Regions from separate parts of the Homo sapiens genome. Here region 1 is linked to region 2. Evidence: chromatin loops called from intact Hi-C (ENCODE). Cell type or tissue: PC-3. All regions are shown on one strand. Each heading gives the region's core, and the rest is flanking DNA. Links, peaks and the distances in the headings are about the cores only.

Region 1 (8,366 bases), core at 324-8,323, 630 kb after region 2:
TAGCAAGAGTGAACTTTGCTCCAGTTTCCAAAAAGTTCTGCATCTCCATCTGAGACCATCTCAGCCTGGACTTCATTGTCTACACTGCTATCAGCATTTTGGTCAAAACCATTTGACAAGTCTCTAGGAAGTTCCAAACTTTCCCACATTTTCCTGTCTTCTGAGCCCTCCAAACTGTTCCAACCTCTGCCTGTTACCCAGTTTCAAAGTCACTTCCACATTTTTTGGTACCTGTATCGCAGTACCCCACTCTCTGCAGTACCGATTTCCTATATTTGCCCATTCTCACACTGCTATAAAGAGCTGCACAAGGCCAGATGCAGTGGCTCATGCCTGTAATCCCAGCACTTTGGGAGACCGAGGCAGGTGGATCATCTGAGGTCAGGAGTTCAAGACCAGCCTGGCCAACACAGTGAAACTCCATCTCTAATAAAAATACCAAAAATTAGCCAGGTGTGGTGGCAGGCACTTGTAATCCCAGCTACTCGAGAGGTTGAGGCAGGAGAATTGCTTGAACCTGGGAGGCAGAGGTTGCAGTGAGCTGAGATTGCTCCACTGCTCTCCAGCCTGGGTGGCAGAGTGAGACGCCATCTAAAAAAAAAAAAAAAAAAAAAAAAAGAACTGCCCAAGACTGGGTAATTTATAAAGAAAAGAGGTTTAAAAGAGGTTTAATCGACTCACATTTGCACATGGCTGGGGAGGCCTCAAGAAACCTACAATCATGGCAGAAGGCGAAGGGGAAGCAAGGACCTTCTTCACTTGATGGCAGGAAAGAGAGAGCTAGCAAGAGCAGGGAAAATTGCTTTATAAAACCATCAGATCTTGTGAGAATTCATTCACAATCATGAGAACAGCACTGGGGAAACTTTCCCCATGATCCAATCATCTTCCACCGTGCAAACACTGCTCACTGCAGCCTCAACCTCCTGGGTTCAAGTGATCCTGCCACCCTAGTCGCCCCAGTAGCTGGGACCATAGGCATACACCACCACAGCCAGCTAATTAAAAAAAAAGTATTTGTAAGGTGGGGGGGTTTCCCTATGTTGCCCAGGCTGTTCTGAAACTCCTGGGCTCAAGAGATCTTCCTGCTTTGGCCTCTTCAAAGTGCTGAGATTACTGGTGTGAGCCCCCACGCCTAACAGAACAAAAATTTTAAATGTGTTTGTTTACCTTCTCGGAGATAAATATGGTTAATGCCTTGGTGTATGTACTTCCAGAATGCTATTTACGTGTACATGTGCACATGAACGTAAGTGCACATCAAACACTTTTTCAGTCATAATCTCATTTCAGTTAAGAATATATCATTAACATCTCTTTAATCGATAAAATTGTTTATTACATAATTTTAAATGGTGTTTAAGTGGAGTCAAGTCACTTTGTTTTTTTTTTTTTGAGACGGAGTCTCGCTCTGTCGCCCAGGCTGGAGTGCAGTGGCGAGATCCCGGCTCACTGCAAGCTCCGCCTCCGGGGTTCACGCCATTCTCCTGCCTCAGCCTCCCGAGTAGCTGGGACTAAGGCGCCGGTCACCATGCCCAGCTAATTTCTTTATATTTTTTTTAGCAGAGACGGGGTTTCACCGTGTTAGCCAGGATGGTCTCAATCGCCTGACCTCGTGATCCGCCCACCTCAGCCTCCCAAAGTGCTGGGATTACAGGCGTAAGCCACCGCGCCCGGCCGTCACTTCTGCCATAAAAACTTTCCCTCATAACATACCAAGAGATACCATTCTTGATAGCCAATAGTAACCAACTTAGCTATCTTCCTTTTCATAGAAAACTTCTTGAAGAGTTATCTACATTTCCCCTCAGTTTTGAGTCTGCTGCAATGTGACTTCTGTCCTTACCCTTTATAGAAACCGTTCTCTTCAAAGTCACCCTTGAGCTCCTTACTGTCAAATTCTGTGAAAACATCTCTTGACTTTGCTTGACTTTCTAGAAGCATCAGACATTGCTGATTACTCCCTCCCTCTTGAAGCCCCTCTCTGGCTGGCTGTTGAGACTTATATTCTTCTGGTTTTCCTTGTACCTCTCCTATCACTGCTGGTTGTTTTGGTGCTTTGGTGAGAGATCCATATACCTTAAATACGGATTTTCTTCAGAGCTCTGTCTAAGCATTTGCCTCAGTTACCTTATCTTCCCTGGGTAATCTCAAACACGTGCAGGGTATCGGCCACCTATGTGCTGATGGCTCCCAAATCTGTCCCTGTGGTGCAGACTCTCTCCTGAGCAGCACACTCATATATAAAAGCATCCTTTGGACATATTAGTTACAGGTTTCACAGACATCTCAAACTCATCTTTTGAAAGTAAACTGTTCTTTATTGCCCTGTCTGCTCTCCTTCTGCCCCTCTTTCTGTGTTCCCTATCTCAGTGACTGGTAGCATCATTTACCAGTTGCTCGTGGAAGAACTTACCTGGGTTTGAAGCCACTTGTACTCCTCCTTTTCTCCCATTCTCCATCTAATTAATCATCAACTTGTGTCTATTTTGCCTCTAAATATCACTTGGATCTACCGAATTCCCTCTATTCTCATTGCTACAACCTGATTTCAGGCCCTTTATATCTTGCTTCATTTCTTACAATAGAAATAATAATATTTTAGATATATTTGGTTAAATCAAATATATTATGAAAATTAATTATCTTTTTTCCTTATATAAATGTAGTTACTAGAAAATTTAAAACAGCATATATGTCTCATATTATATTTCTATTAGATAGCACTGATCTATACCTTGGCTAACTTTCAAACCTCTTTTTATATTACTAACATTTTAGTTTTTAAGTTTAACTGAGCTTAAAATGTATTTAAATTTAATTAATCCAAGGTGCTATTTTGGGTTAATTGGCCTAATACTAGTTACAACATTTTAAGTAAATTTTGTTATACCTAAACTGTCTTTCTTCCGTTCTTCCTTGTTTCCGTCTTTCTTCTCGAAATAAAAGTGCCCTGTCTATTCATATTCTTTCTTGTGCTATAGTATAGCTCATGTAGGCTTCATTATGTAATGGAATGATTTCCTTACACGTCTGTCTTCCTCTCTAGCCCGTGAACTCTTAGTGAGAGAAACCATATCTTAATCATCTTTCCATTCCCAAAACTTAATAGGCACCTATCACATAGTAGCATCTCAATATATAGCTGGCTTTCCATATGCACAGGTTCTACATCAACAGATTCGACCAATCACAGATCAAAAACATTCAAAAATAAAACCAATAATAATAATAATACAACAATAAAAGACCATCCAAATAAAAACAATACAGTATAGCAACTTTTTGCATAGTGTTTACATTGTGTTAGGTATTATAAGTAATCTAGAGATGATTTAAAGTATGTAGGAAGATGTGAATAGGTTATATGCAATTACTATGTCATTTTATATAAGAGATATGAACATCATCGGATTTTGGTATCTGTGAGGATCCTGGGCCAACCTCCTGTGCATACTGAGCGACGACCATATACAGTTTGAGAGTGTGACTCTAAACAAGCAGGACCCTAAAACTTGAATTAATTCTGCCTATTGTAGGCCAAACACTGTCATAGATGACTCTCTCACAATGAAAAACTGTATTTGGAGTTGATATTTTCCCTCCTAAAATGGAAACTTTTTTTGCTTATAAAAGTAATAGCTGACACACTTTCAAGTAATGCAGAAAACAGTATGACAGCCTCCCAGAAAAGCCAAGTGTTGTTATGACCTTAATACAGCTCATTATTACTGTCAAGACATTCTGGTTACTCTACTCTAGGGGGCAGACTTGAACCAGCATTTGGACAGGTAATGCTGGACGCAAGCCTCAGTGTTTGGCCAAAGACAAAATCACTATCGTTACGTTTTTCTTTTCTTTCTTTCTTTCTTTTTTTTTTTTTTAGAGTCTGTCATCCAGCCTGGAGTACAGTGGTGTGATCATAGCTCACTGCAGCCTTGAGCTCCTGGGCTCAAATGATCCTCCCCACTCAGCCTCCTAAAGGGCTGGGATTACAGGTGTAAGCATCAAATCTCTTAAAAGCTTCTTCACTATCATGAGAAAAACATGGGGGAAACTGCCCCCATGATCAAATCACCTCCCACCAGTTCCCTCCCTCAACACGTGGGGATTACAATTCGAGATGAGATTTGAGTGGGGATTCAGAGCCAAACCATGTCAGATGGTAAACAAAAATCAAAGAAAAATATAGCATAATGTCATGAAGAATCAAAAACAGTTAGGAAATAGAGATAACGGGAATGCTTTTTAAGAGTGAGTTTCCAAAAAAGCCTGTCTGATGAGGTGGTATTTGAGCTGAGGTATGAATGAAATGAGGGAAAAGGGTCTCAGGCAGCAGCGCAGCAGTGTAAAGGCACTAAGGTAAGAGCTTGCTTGGCTTCTTTTAAAAATAGCAACATATTCCTGGAAAGGAGTGCATGACAGGTGTGCAATGGAAAACGAAGCTGGAAAATGCAAAGGGTGGATAATCTGTTACCTAGGTGGTTGTTATTCTAAGTGTCATGGGAAGCTATTGGAAGGTTTTGAGTGAATCACATGGTGTGACAATTTCAGGGAGGGATACATCACAGAGGCAATATTGCTATGCCACTTCAGACATATTAGCATGCTGCTTTCCCAAAGTTCCGTCATTAGTCATTGTTAGCTCTGTGGCTAGAAGACAAAGAAGAGTTTCTTGAAGTGGGAAAAGAAATTATGGTACTCTCCTTCTAAGTTGAGAATATCCTCTTGGCAAACAGCATGGTGCATGAATAGGTTTGTTGAATGAGTGAAAGAAATAATGAATGAAACAACAGTGAAGGCATTTTTTTTTTTGAGACAAAGTCTCACTCTGTCATCTAGGCTGAAGTGCAGTGGTGCGATCTCCTCACTGCAACTTCTGTTTCCCGGGTTCAAGTGATTCTCCTGCCTCAGCCACCCTAATAGCTGGGATTACAGGCATGCCCCAACATGCCTGACTAAGTTTTCTATTTTTGGTAGAGATGGGGTTTTGCCATGTTGGCCAGGCTGGTCTCGAACTCCTGGCCTCAAGTGATCAGCCCAGCTTGTCCTCCCAAAATGCTGGGATTACAGGTGTGAGCCACCATGCCCAGCCAGCAAAGCCATTTCTTAAGTATTATAAACATCTTGAAACAGTTTCCTCTCTGCTTTGCTAATTCATGGATATTTACTAAGGGCTGCATGTACTGCAGCGTAATAGGTGGGGCACACCAAGATGAGTGAGACACAGTCCTTGCCTTCAAGGAACTTCAATTTTTGTTGGAAAAATAGACATATACACAAAACAGAATGCTTATATTGAGATTTTGGCTGAGGCATCAAGATACACAGCTGTCCTTCACTATCCATAGGGGATTGATTCCAGGACCCCCTGTGGATACCAAAATCCATGGATGCTCAAGTTTCCTATATAAAATGGTGTAGCATTGGCATATAACCTATGCATATCGTTCTGTATACAGTTGACTTTTGAACAATGTTGGCTTAAACTGTGCAGGTCCACTTATAAGCAGATGTTTTCAACCAAACACAGATGGAAAATACATTATTGAGGAATGTCAAACCAGTGTATATGGAGCACCAACTCTTCTTATACGTGGGTTCCAAAGGGCTGACTTCAAGACCTGGAGTATGCATGGCTTTTGGTGTACTTGGGAGTCCTGGAACAAATCCCCCACATATAACAAGGAATAATAACTGTACTTTTAATCATTTCTAGGTTGTTTATAATACCTAATACAATGTGAATGCTATATAACTAGTTGTTATACTGTATTATTTAGGGGATAATAAAAAGAAAAACAAATTTGTGGATGTTCAGGGCAGACACAACCATTTATCTTTTCTCAAATATTTTTTCATGGTTGGTTGAATCCCTGGATGTGGAACCCACAGATACAGAGGGCTGACTGTAACAGATGCTATGTACCAAAATTAGGAGTTTTGCAAAATTGATAAAATACCTAAATGTAAACCTGAAACTATAAATTTCCTAAAAGAGAACAAAGGGAAAAAGTTTTTGGACACTGGCAGTGGCAGTAATTTTTTGGATATCATACCAAAAGCTCACTATAAAAGCAAAAATAAATAAATGGGACTATATCAAACTAAAAAGCTTCTGCATAGCAAAGGAAACAACAAAATGAAATGGCAACCTACAGATTGGGAAGAAATATTTGCAAACTATATATGTATAAGGGGGTTTAAGCTGCCATATGAAGAAGCCCGTGGGGAAGGAATTGAGGGTGACCTCTTGCCAGTAGTCATCAAGGAAATGCCCTCATTCTGAAAACCTGCAAAGAACTGAATCCTGCTAACAGCCATGTGAACTTGGAAATGGATCCTTCTTTAATCGAGCTTCACATGACTGACAACTTGATTGCAGCCTTGTTGATAAATACCTAGGCAGGTAGGGGTGGGTCCCCGGTGAAATTCAACCTTCAAGTCAGAAACAGTCCCAGGTAAATCCTTGAACCAGATTGAGAACCCGCCCTCCTGTTTGGCGTGCTTTCCTCTGATTGATACTCAGCCTTCAACTATTTTACATATACCTACCCTTTCCTAATTGGTTTCCTACACTATCATGCCCATTTTTAAGTGGTGTCTTTGACTTTTTTGCATACTCACAAGCTAATCAGCACGCACTCCCTATTCTGAGCCCATAAAAAGCCCTGGGCTCAGCCATATTGGAAACTCTCTTACCTTCAGGCAGGGGAACTACCCCTGTGTAACTTCCCCACTAAAAGCTGTTTCATCACTCAGTAAAACTTCCTGCCTTGCTCACTCTTCCAGTGTCCATGTATCTACTTCTTCCTGATTGTGAGACAAGAACCCAGACCAAGCTGAACCTTAGTTCAGAGCAAAAAATTCTGCATCATTTTGGAGGCTTGTCTGGCATTTGTCAGAAGGTTGAGTAAAATGTGGACCCAACAATCTCTTTCACTTTTGTTTCTGAGCTTTCTTATCCTCAGACTTTTTCGGAAGGCAGGGGATACTGCAACCTGCCCCCTGCCCCCCTGTTGCTCTCAGGGGTCAGGAATGTTGGCCTTTGTCCAACCCAGTCTTTTCTATGGCATTTTCCTTCTTTTTTCAGGACTGTAATGGCACCTATCTTTTAGTGGGCATGTTCCACCCCCACCCCAATGGCCACAGGCATGCACACAAGACAGATTGGCAAGCTCCCTGCCCTGCTCCCCTCCTGGCTGGGGCACACAGCACAAGGGTCCCTCATGGCTGGCTGGCCAGCATTTCTCACTTGCCGTCCCCTCCTGCTAGGTGCCCAAGGAGTCTTTCCTCCCCTTGCTGAGCCAAGAAGGAGGAGACAGCAATTAAAAGTTTCTTTTCCTGTTGAAGAAACCCACTTGCATAAGAATAAATAAGAGGTTTCTACCCAAGGCATCTTCCCAGCCCTGAACTTAAGCTTTTTTTTCTTCCTTTTCTCCACCCTGTCAGCAGTTAACACAGCCCTGTAGATATAGGGAGTTTTCTATGCAAGAGTTTTTTTTCCTCCTTTTGGAAGGCATCTTGTTAGGCCACAGGACACCCTTTTTCGCTCCCTTGTTTGAAGAGGACCCAGCTCCTCAGCTTTACCTTAGCATTTGGCTTATGGTAAGGAGGCAGCAGAGGAGCAGTCCCGCTGGCTGCTGGCTGCAGTCTGGCGAGGGACACCTGGGACTTGATGAGTCCATGTACCCACTGAGGCAGTTCTTTTGTCCCAAACTCAATTCCAAGCTTAGAGTTGAAGACTCAGGATAGAAAATTGAATATGAGGGGTCCAGAGGCAGACAACAATGGAAGTTAAAATGCAAAGCATAAGTGACCATGGCTAATTCCTGCCAATCAAACCAAGCCTCCTGTTTCATGGATAGAGGTCATGCCTGTATCCATGGCATAAATGAGGCCTAGGGAACTCAAAGGTTATGACAACAGGCAGGGACAGGGCATATGTGGGTGAGTTCAAATATTCCCACCCCCTTGGCCCTTCTGTTACTATGAGTGAAAGCCACATTGGCACCCATGGGTGGCACCTTGTCAAGGTCGCTGGGACTCAGATACAAGGACATAAGAAAGAAAAGAGATGCCTATTTTTTCTCTCCCTCATGTACCCTGGGTATTCACTGGGAAGTAAAAGGAATTGGGGATGGCTTATCCACTCTTCCCAGCTGGGTAACAATTCATCTTCCCAAAATGGGGTCAGTAGCACTTGCTCTGTTTTAGTCCATGCACCCACTGAGGCAGTTCTTTTGTCTAAAGAACCATTCATCTTTAGTTCGTACCCCCCTTGAATGCATCCTGAGTCCTGGGGGGGCATCTTGGAAAAAAAGCCTTCTTTTTCCTTTTTCCTCCTCTGTCCTCTCTTTGTGGAT
Region 2 (8,366 bases), core at 187-8,186:
CAGGTGATCCACCGCCTCGGACTCCCAAAGTGCTGGGATTACAGGCGTGAGCCACCGTGCCTGGCTTCTACCTAAATTTTTTAGTACTTTGTATACTATCTTGTCCCTCTTTTTGTGCTTCCTCTTAAACTTATGCTAGCTTGGATAAAAATGTACTTTAGGAAGTCTCCTGACATGGGAGAAAACAATTTTGAAAGCTTCAACATACAACGTATTTTGTGCTTCATTTCAGAGTAAAATTTTTCCCAAGGTATTTTGTTTTTCTGGGACTATTGTTAGTGCATGTTGTTTTTCCTGTTTTATGCTTCTTTTCAACCTGTTTGGTTTTCACTAAGGGATTCCAATGGGTTTTTTTTCTATTAGCATAATTACCAATGTTGAATGTCACCTGGGCATAACTACTTTTCCTAACCCTGTCATACCATTGCTATCTCTTAGCATGTTTTCTCAAGTGAGAAAATGTCTTGACTGAATGGCCTTCTCTTCTTCATTTACTCATTCTCTATTCACTCTAGATTTATCAAATACCTGCTCTATGTGAGGCACAATACTAAGCACTCTGTACATACGTGTATTTTTTTTTTTTTGATGTTAGAGCTTCATCACTGCACCCTTTTTTTTTTTTTTCCCCACAAACAAGGTCTTGCTCTGTCAGTCAGTCTGGAGTGCAGTGGTGTGATCATGCTCACTGCAGCCTCGGACTTCTGGGCTCAAACAGTCCTCTTGCCTCTTCCTCCTAATTAGCTAGGACTACAGGTGTGCACCACCACACCTGGCTTTTTTTTTTTTTTTTCTTTTCGGAGAGACAAGGTCTTGCCAAGTTGCCCAGACTGGTCTTGAGCTCCTGGCCTCAAGAAATCCTCTCACCTCAGCCTCCCAAAGTGCTGGGGTTACTGGCGTGAGCCACCATGCCCAGTCTTCACCTTCTTTTGTAGTCCATCCCCTTCTACTATTCTCTTCCTGCTTTCCTTTCACTTCGACTTTTCCATTTCAGGCTTTTAATTCACTTGACCTCCCCCTACTGCCCTCTGCCACTTGCCTGCTGGGACTGCTGCCCATCATCCCTCTCAATGCTGCCTATCATCCCTCTCAATGCTGCCCATCATCCCTCTCAATGCTGCCCATCATCCCTTTCAATGCTGCCCAGGCCTCTAGCTCCTTCTCCTCCTTGAAATTGCAGGGGCCTGGGGGTGTTTGTACAGTGGCATTAGTGCAATGAGGTGGACTTAGTTAGATAAGTATGGGGAATGGGAGTTCCTTTACTCTTGCTCTGCTGGCTCCAACCCAGGGCAGCTGGCTAAAGCAGTCCTTAACCATGAGGATTTCTTCCAGGGTCATGCTTCCAGTTTTTAGTGAAGGATCACAAAAAATGTTTAGTGTCGTTCCATTGATTTTTTTCCCCCCTCGATTGAAGCTTTTTGAAATGTTTTTTGAACTGCCTTTTGTGTCAAACATGCCTTGTCTTAAAATGTCCTGTATTACTCTGTCCACACTGAATTACAGGCACACCTTTCTCTCAATTCAATGAGAGAGTTTTCAGTGTGATGTAAAGAATTGCTTTAGCTTTCTGCCAGGGGACTGTGTCTACCCTTATAGATGACTGTTTGAATTCAACATTTTGTATTAATAGTTGGGCATATTCATAGGTTATCAGAACTGGAAGGGACCTGAGGAATTATTTCACTTTCCTGTTTTACATGTGGAAACTCAAGGCTTAGATTGATGAATGCAAAGCTCGTTGTCACATGAATGAAAATCTAGGATTGGAATTTGAGTCTCCTAACCCCAAGCTTTTGTTGAATCAACTGATTTTCGATAGTGTTTATTCAGAGAAGAGATATGAATAAACAATGTCCTGTGAGATGATAAATTCTGTATTTTTTCAAGCACCTGGAATATTGATTCATGTCTCCCTAAAATATCTCAATGTTACTGAGACTAAGTGCCAGTGGTCAGGTATGCTTACTACACCAGTGATTGTCAGGTATTCTGCACAAAGGATATATTCGGCTGTTATTCACTTTTGTTATGCTTTTCCTCCTTTAAGAATTATCACTTTGCTTTTTCCCTCCTGGTCATAAAGAAATCATAGTTTTAGACCTTAAAGTGTGATTTTAATTGTCCTGTCATCTTGATGGAAATAATCTGATTTTCTTGACTCAGATTAGGAATTTTTGCTATCACCTTTTCTTAGCAAAATATGATTAATCAGCAAAGTTCTGTAGAATGAAGAATTACTTCTGTTTTCACCAGAAAACTCTTGAACTGTTCTAGTGAATTCAGTCCTATCCCAGGCTGATTCTAGATAGTTCATCTTTGGGTTAGATTATATGTCGGATGAGGAAATGGGTAGATTTGGGTGTGGGTCTAGGCCTGCGAGTGTTTGTGTGTGCATATACACATATAGAAGTAAAATAATTGTAGACGTGCTGCTTTTTGGGGGATGATCTTCATCAGGTCCACAAAGCTGCTTCACCATTTCCTGGAGAGATGGTCCTTTGGCCTTTCATAGTGGTAATTTTAGCTTTCCACATATTTCTGTAGATGAATGTATCCAGGCAGTGCATTGGTATGAGTTACCTTCTCCCTCCCACGTGGAGGAAGGTGTTGGAGGTGACAGTTCTCACGATGTGTAGCTTCCCACAGCCATTTTGGTAAATAGGCTTATCCATAGGCACTGTGGGGGCTTTAGTGGAAATCTTGGTGATGCCTGTAGATTTCGGTTTAGGGATCCGTGCTGGGATTCTCTGCTTGCATACCTCCTTGATCTTGAATTAAACAAGAGAACAAAAGGTAATTAATGGTACAGTTGGTGGAGAAGTAGAAATTGTTTAGGACATGGAGTCAGTTTGGAGGATTTGGCTTTGAAAGCACCAGTTTCTGGGGATGTATCAGATCAAAGATCGTCAGGTTGAAGAAAAGAATGTCAGTAAAGTAATCTGGTGTGTGTTGAATGTGTGCTGTGTGCACAGTTCTTGATAGAGATAGTGGTAGATACAGAGATGAATAGATATTTGGCAATCACGGTGTAGTAGGACATATACAAGAGTAGTGTCCCAAATTAATCTCAAAGAGCCATGAGATTGCCAGAGAAAGGTTAATTTCGAATGAGATTGTCTTTAAGAGTGCTTCATGAAGAATATGGCATTTGACTTGGGCCTTCAGACTTTTAAAAGTTTTCACAGTATGAGTGAGATGGGCAGCTCCAATGATGATTAGTGGAACAGCTTGGTAGTATGTATCAAGAGCCTTATGAATCTTTTCTAGGATGTAGAGAGGCAGTCAAGGATATTTGATTTTAGCATTGTTTATAATGATGAAAAATGGACAGTTAAATGAATAGGATGTGTTAAATGAATTATAGTATAATTATGACAACATGCTTTGTTAATGAGGCCAAAGCTTCAGGAAAACGTTTACTTAGATATGTTAAAAGTAGAATTTAAAACTGTGTACATGCTTTAATTATTTACATGTGAAGAGAAAAATACTAAAAGAAAATGCACCCATGCTATTGGTTGTTAACCCTGATTAGTGGACTTACAGGTACTTTTGATTTTTCTTACATTTTCTGTGTTCTCCACATATTTTATAGTAAGTATGCTATGAGAAAAAGGAACACTAAATTGTTTTAAAAGACGAAAAAGGAAGGAAACAACTTGGAGATCAGGACATTTCTGTGAACAACCATATTATCCAAGCCATGAGCAGTAGAAGCTGCAGTTGAAGTCAGTGACAGACTAATCAAGTCTGCTAATATTGTGACTATAGCATTAATAATAGCCTTCCCAAGATGGATTTCTGTGATGTCCTGTAACTTTATCAAGATTTAGATTGGGTCTCCAATTTAGTGTTCAAAAATCTATGTTGGGATCGTCTTTAAATTGTAGATTTCTGAATCTTACTCCTATGCATTGTAATTCATTGGTTTGTGGATATGTCCAGCAATTCACATTTTTAATAAACTCTCAGAGTGATTTCTTCAACTCAGGTGGTTGGCCTACCACACTTGGAAAAGTGCTGCCATAATTGAACTTCCTTTAGATGTAAGCTTTATTTTTTCTTCACCTGGAACTCTAGCCTACCTGGGTATGCATAGTTCAATACTGTGAAAGGCCGAGACAGATTGGTATGACACACAGTATTGGTGGAGCTCGTTTCTTTTGAGCAACACTGATACGTGTTGGTGAAGAAAATGTGGCTTGGAATGGTGGTCACTGATACTTTCAGGCCCAGCTGCCTGAAGGTTACTGGGCTCCTACTTGTTTCTACACCATTGATGTGCAAGCTTTTGTTTTCTAGGTAACTCCATTTTCATTACGTAGTTTTTACCTCTAGATGGCAGCAAAGGCTTGTTATTTTATCAGAACAACCCCAATTGTCATTCCTAAATCTTTTTTTTTTTTTTTTTGAGACGGAGTCTCGCTGTATCACCCAGACTGGAGTGCAGTGGCGCGATATCGGCTCACTGCAAGCTCCGCCTCCCGGGCTCCCGCCATTCTCCTGCCTCAGCCTCCCCAGTAGCTGGGACCACAGGCGACCGCCACCACGCCCGGCTAATTTTTTGTATTTTTAGTAGAGACGGGGTTTCACTGTGTTAGCCAGGATGATCTCGATCTCCTGACCTCATGATCCGCCCGCCTTGGCCTCCCAAAGTGCTGGGATTACAGGTGTGAGCCACTGCGCCCAGCCATTCCCAAATCTTTAAAAAAAAAAAAAAAAAGGCCTAGCGCAGTGGCTCATACCTGTAATCCCAGCACTTTGCGAGGCTGAGGCGGGCGGATCACTTGAGGTCAGGAGTTCGAGACCAGCCTGGCCAACACGGTGAAACCCTGTCTCTACTGAAAATACAAAACAGCCGGGCGTCGTGGCGCACTCCTGTAATCCCAGCTACTTGGAGGCTAAGGCAGGAGAATCGCTTGAACCCACGAGGCGGAGGTTGCAGTGAGCCGAGATCATAGCATTGCACTCCAGCCTGGGCCACAGAGCAAGACTCTGTCTCAAAAAAAAAAAAAAAAAAGTTGTTTTTTTTTTTTTTCTTGTATGACTTATCCTTGGACATGTTTCAGTAAATGAGGTATGGAGCATTAAAATGTGTCATCTCTTGGATCATTTTTATAGAGCGTTATGTCAAATAGCTCCAAGAAAGTTTTGTCCAAATTTGGAATGCATATTGCAAGAGAAATACATGCATATGGCTCTTTTAAGACCACACAGTGAATGTTCTACTCAGAGTTGGAGGCTCCTGGGTTTCATCAAAGAGCAGATGTCTTGGAGGAGATTAAGCAAGTTGGAAAGCTCATTCATAGAAGAAAACGATTTTTTAATAAATGCTTAACCCAGTTCAACATGAAGACTGGGATTTGGAATGCCTTAAAAGTCTGAAGGATGTTGAGTTCAATGAGGCAGAAGAAGTGGTTCCACCTAGGGAGCAGTAGAAAGAAGAGGAGTAAATTTGTGGAATATATTAAATTCTAAAAGTGTTGGTTTGTTTTATCCATAGATTCTCAAAAGAAACCTAGCAATCTAGAAGACTCCCTGGTTACAGTGAGTTATTAGAAGGCATTGAGTCATAATGAGCAAAAGAAGTATGGAAAGGTGAAGTGTTTTCAGTTGTATTCAAAGTCTCAGTTCTATAGCCCAATTTCTACATGACTCTTTTGTTCTTCCACTTTATCATGGAGCACAAATATACCAGAACAAAATCAGCATTTATGGAGAAACTATCAGATCTCAGACAGCTGGAGTCAGGATGTTTCCTTTTCTCTAAAGGAAATTAATTTTGTAAGTGCTTTGAACTTTTTGATCTGTATTGACAACGTGTTGTGTAAGAAAGCAGTGTTTTCTCAGGAGCGGTCCTGACTCCAGGGACTGCATCACACCTTAGCTCTAGAGGTTGAGAAGTTGAAGACTCCCAGAGACCTCTGGTCATTTTGATATGTGGTAATTGAGGTGGTGTGGGACGGTGGTTGGATTCAGGGCTGCTCACTCCCTTGGGGACTTAGCTGTGGAATGCTTGGCCAAGGCCATGTGTTATCAGAATTGACAGTGTTTTTGTAGTTTTGTTTTTATCTCAGTGTTTAATGGGAAAGTATATAAGCAATGATGATGGATATGGTGATGAAAAGAAGGAAATGCTAAACTGAAGAAAAATATATTTGAAATATTATTGCCTTCTTTTCTTTTGTCTTTTATATTGTTTGACAAATCACTGCTAATTTATGGGGAGTGGTGGAATGGAAATAAGAGATAATGAATCTGGCAGCTAGCCCAAAATTTCATAATGATGCTTTGGCTTTTTTCTCTTGATTTTTCTCAGAGCTCCCCTATTAAACAATGAAACTTTATCACTACAAGTTTTACGCTTTATACAGGAAAGGGTCTTTCAAAGGAAAGCTGTTTGATTTTATTAGCTCATTCTCATTAACCTCCTATGAGAGATCATTTGGTTTTGAATAGTGTTCTACTTCTATGGCTTATATTAAAGAGTTGTCCAATATCTGATGCAAAGGTTAGAGTAAATAGGTGCCTTTATTCTGTAATGTATCATGGTTTGTGGTTGTACCTAGTCACCTCTCAATCTCTCTTTCTGTGGAAATTATACAGTCAGCAGTGGGGGCAATCCAAGAATAAACATTGAAATAAAGTTTTCAAAATCGCTCCAAACCCAGTTGCCCCCACTTTGTGTCAGACCAAGCATCAGATGTAGCAATACTTTGTTAAAATAAAATATACTAACCTTAAATACTTGTCTTCCTCATTTGTTCTCTTTTTATCCATCTGTGAACTTTTTTCCTTTTACTCAGCTTTTCTTTTTTTGTACCCTTTCCTCCCTCCCCTCTCCTGTGTCTTTCTCATTTCTTCATTTGCACCCACTTAATTGTTTTAGTCATTCTCAGGCTTACATCTTATAACAGCCTTTGGGTAGTATCTAGAGCACAAGCCGTGGAGCCAGTCTTGGGTCTTCATTCTAGTTTTGGCACTAACTAGCTGTGTCTCTTTGAGCAAACACTTTACCCATGTAAACCTCAGTTTCCTCTTTTGTAATCTTCATCTGGGGATTGAAATACCTACTTGTAAGTTTTCTTTGGGGAGTAGAGATATTGTGTAATAAAGTCCCTGGCCCATCTAAAGTTTCGGGTGTTAGGTGTTCCTGTTGTGATCATCATCAGCATCATCTTTGTCTTTTTCCTTATATCACTTCTTAAGATGCCTATTTCTTGGTCATAATCCTAACTTCTTTGATTGTTTTACCTTTCTTGTTTTCCTGCTTTATCTCTCAACTTTCCTCTCTCTCCAATTATTTATAGGCAATATGTTGCTAAGGGTGGGAGTTAAGGCAGCTGAATAAGCAGCACTGATTCCTGGGCTATACTTCTAATCACCTTTGACCCAGAAAAGGCCCACTCACATGTCCTTTATCCTCCTTATGCTACTTTGTCTGGTCCTTGTGAATCTTTCTTTTTTAGAGTTCACCCAGAGACATTATCTGTTCTTTCCTGTTTTCATGTCTTTTGTTTGAAAAATGCAGTAGTTCTTTTAGATCACCTGTAAAGTCCTTTGGCTTTGACATTCTGTGATTCTGTGAAAAGGACAAATGCAGGCCAGCTATGGCTACCAGGTGCCTTTATTAGCCATATGAGCTTTTGTTGAGCACCTACTATGAGCACTATTTAAGTCCTGGGTAGAATAGGACCATGGTTCTTAAATTTTATATGCCCAGAGAGCCTGTTAGGATGCAGAATCCCTGCAGTGGGAATTAATAGGTCTGGGAATGTGAAACTCTGCAAAGTCATATGTGATTCTGATGAAGGTGGTCAATGACTGCATTTTAAGAAACATTGATATAAGGAGTTCAAAAATAAATGATAGCTGATTCTTGCTTTTGAGATGATAGCATAGGAGGGGTAACAAATAATTATGAGGTAGAATGACGTGCAATAATAGAATTACAGACAGCAGTTTTGGAAACTCAGTGGAAAACTAAAAAGTAAGGAAGGTTTTCCAGAGGAAGTGACACATGAGGGATGAGTAGGATTTTAGTATGAGGAACAAAGGAAGAAGAGTATTTCAGCCCTACAAACAGCATGATCAAAGGTAAGAAGGCCCAGTAGTATGTGGGAGGATAGTTAGTATGGTGTCCTGGTGAAGATGTGAGGGTATGTCCAGAGTTTCAAAGGGAGATGAAACGAAAGATGAAGGCCATGGTAGAAGGTTTGGACTTTGGGCACTAAGCAATTTTAAGTGCTGTTTTCTGGGAGGCTGGAGAATTGCTGTGATCAGAATGGTATTTAAGGCTGGATTATAGAGGTGAGGATTTAAGTGTAGTAGATTAACTATCTTACAGTACCATCTGTCCTAAATTC

Evidence for each region. Hi-C counts contacts between places; a loop is a spot of excess contacts. Peaks named below come from ENCODE experiments on the same cell type or tissue, not always from the same donor. Only the 100,000 strongest peaks of a DNase experiment are listed, where the experiment ranks them.
Region 1: it touches region 2 in a loop (4-fold over the local background); 7 of 110 quality-filtered maps call a loop at or near these places.

What each region holds. Positions count from the first base shown.
Region 1 is chr3:100,459,352-100,467,717 of GRCh38, forward strand. No RefSeq gene overlaps it. Among named protein-coding and RNA genes, the nearest start is that of TMEM45A, 29 kb to the right of the region's middle. RefSeq lists enhancers at 6,634-6,943, 6,673-7,173. In PC-3, for the core only: CTCF peaks have their summits at 3,751 (motif pointing right) and 3,950; DNase peaks (open chromatin) are centred at 3,760 and 4,590.
Region 2 is chr3:99,827,838-99,836,203 of GRCh38, forward strand. The region is part of intron 1 of CMSS1 (cms1 ribosomal small subunit homolog); the gene reads left to right. It overlaps FILIP1L (filamin A interacting protein 1 like), which reads right to left. Exons shown (of 6, transcript NM_001387850.1): 6 at 974-2,768. The coding sequence ends at 2,577. All of the region lies in intron 1 of LOC105374010 (a long non-coding RNA gene), which reads left to right. Among named protein-coding and RNA genes, the nearest start is that of HP09053, 8.2 kb to the left of the region's middle. In PC-3, for the core only: a CTCF peak has its summit at 4,333 (motif pointing right); a DNase peak (open chromatin) is centred at 4,334; H3K27ac peaks cover 358 bases.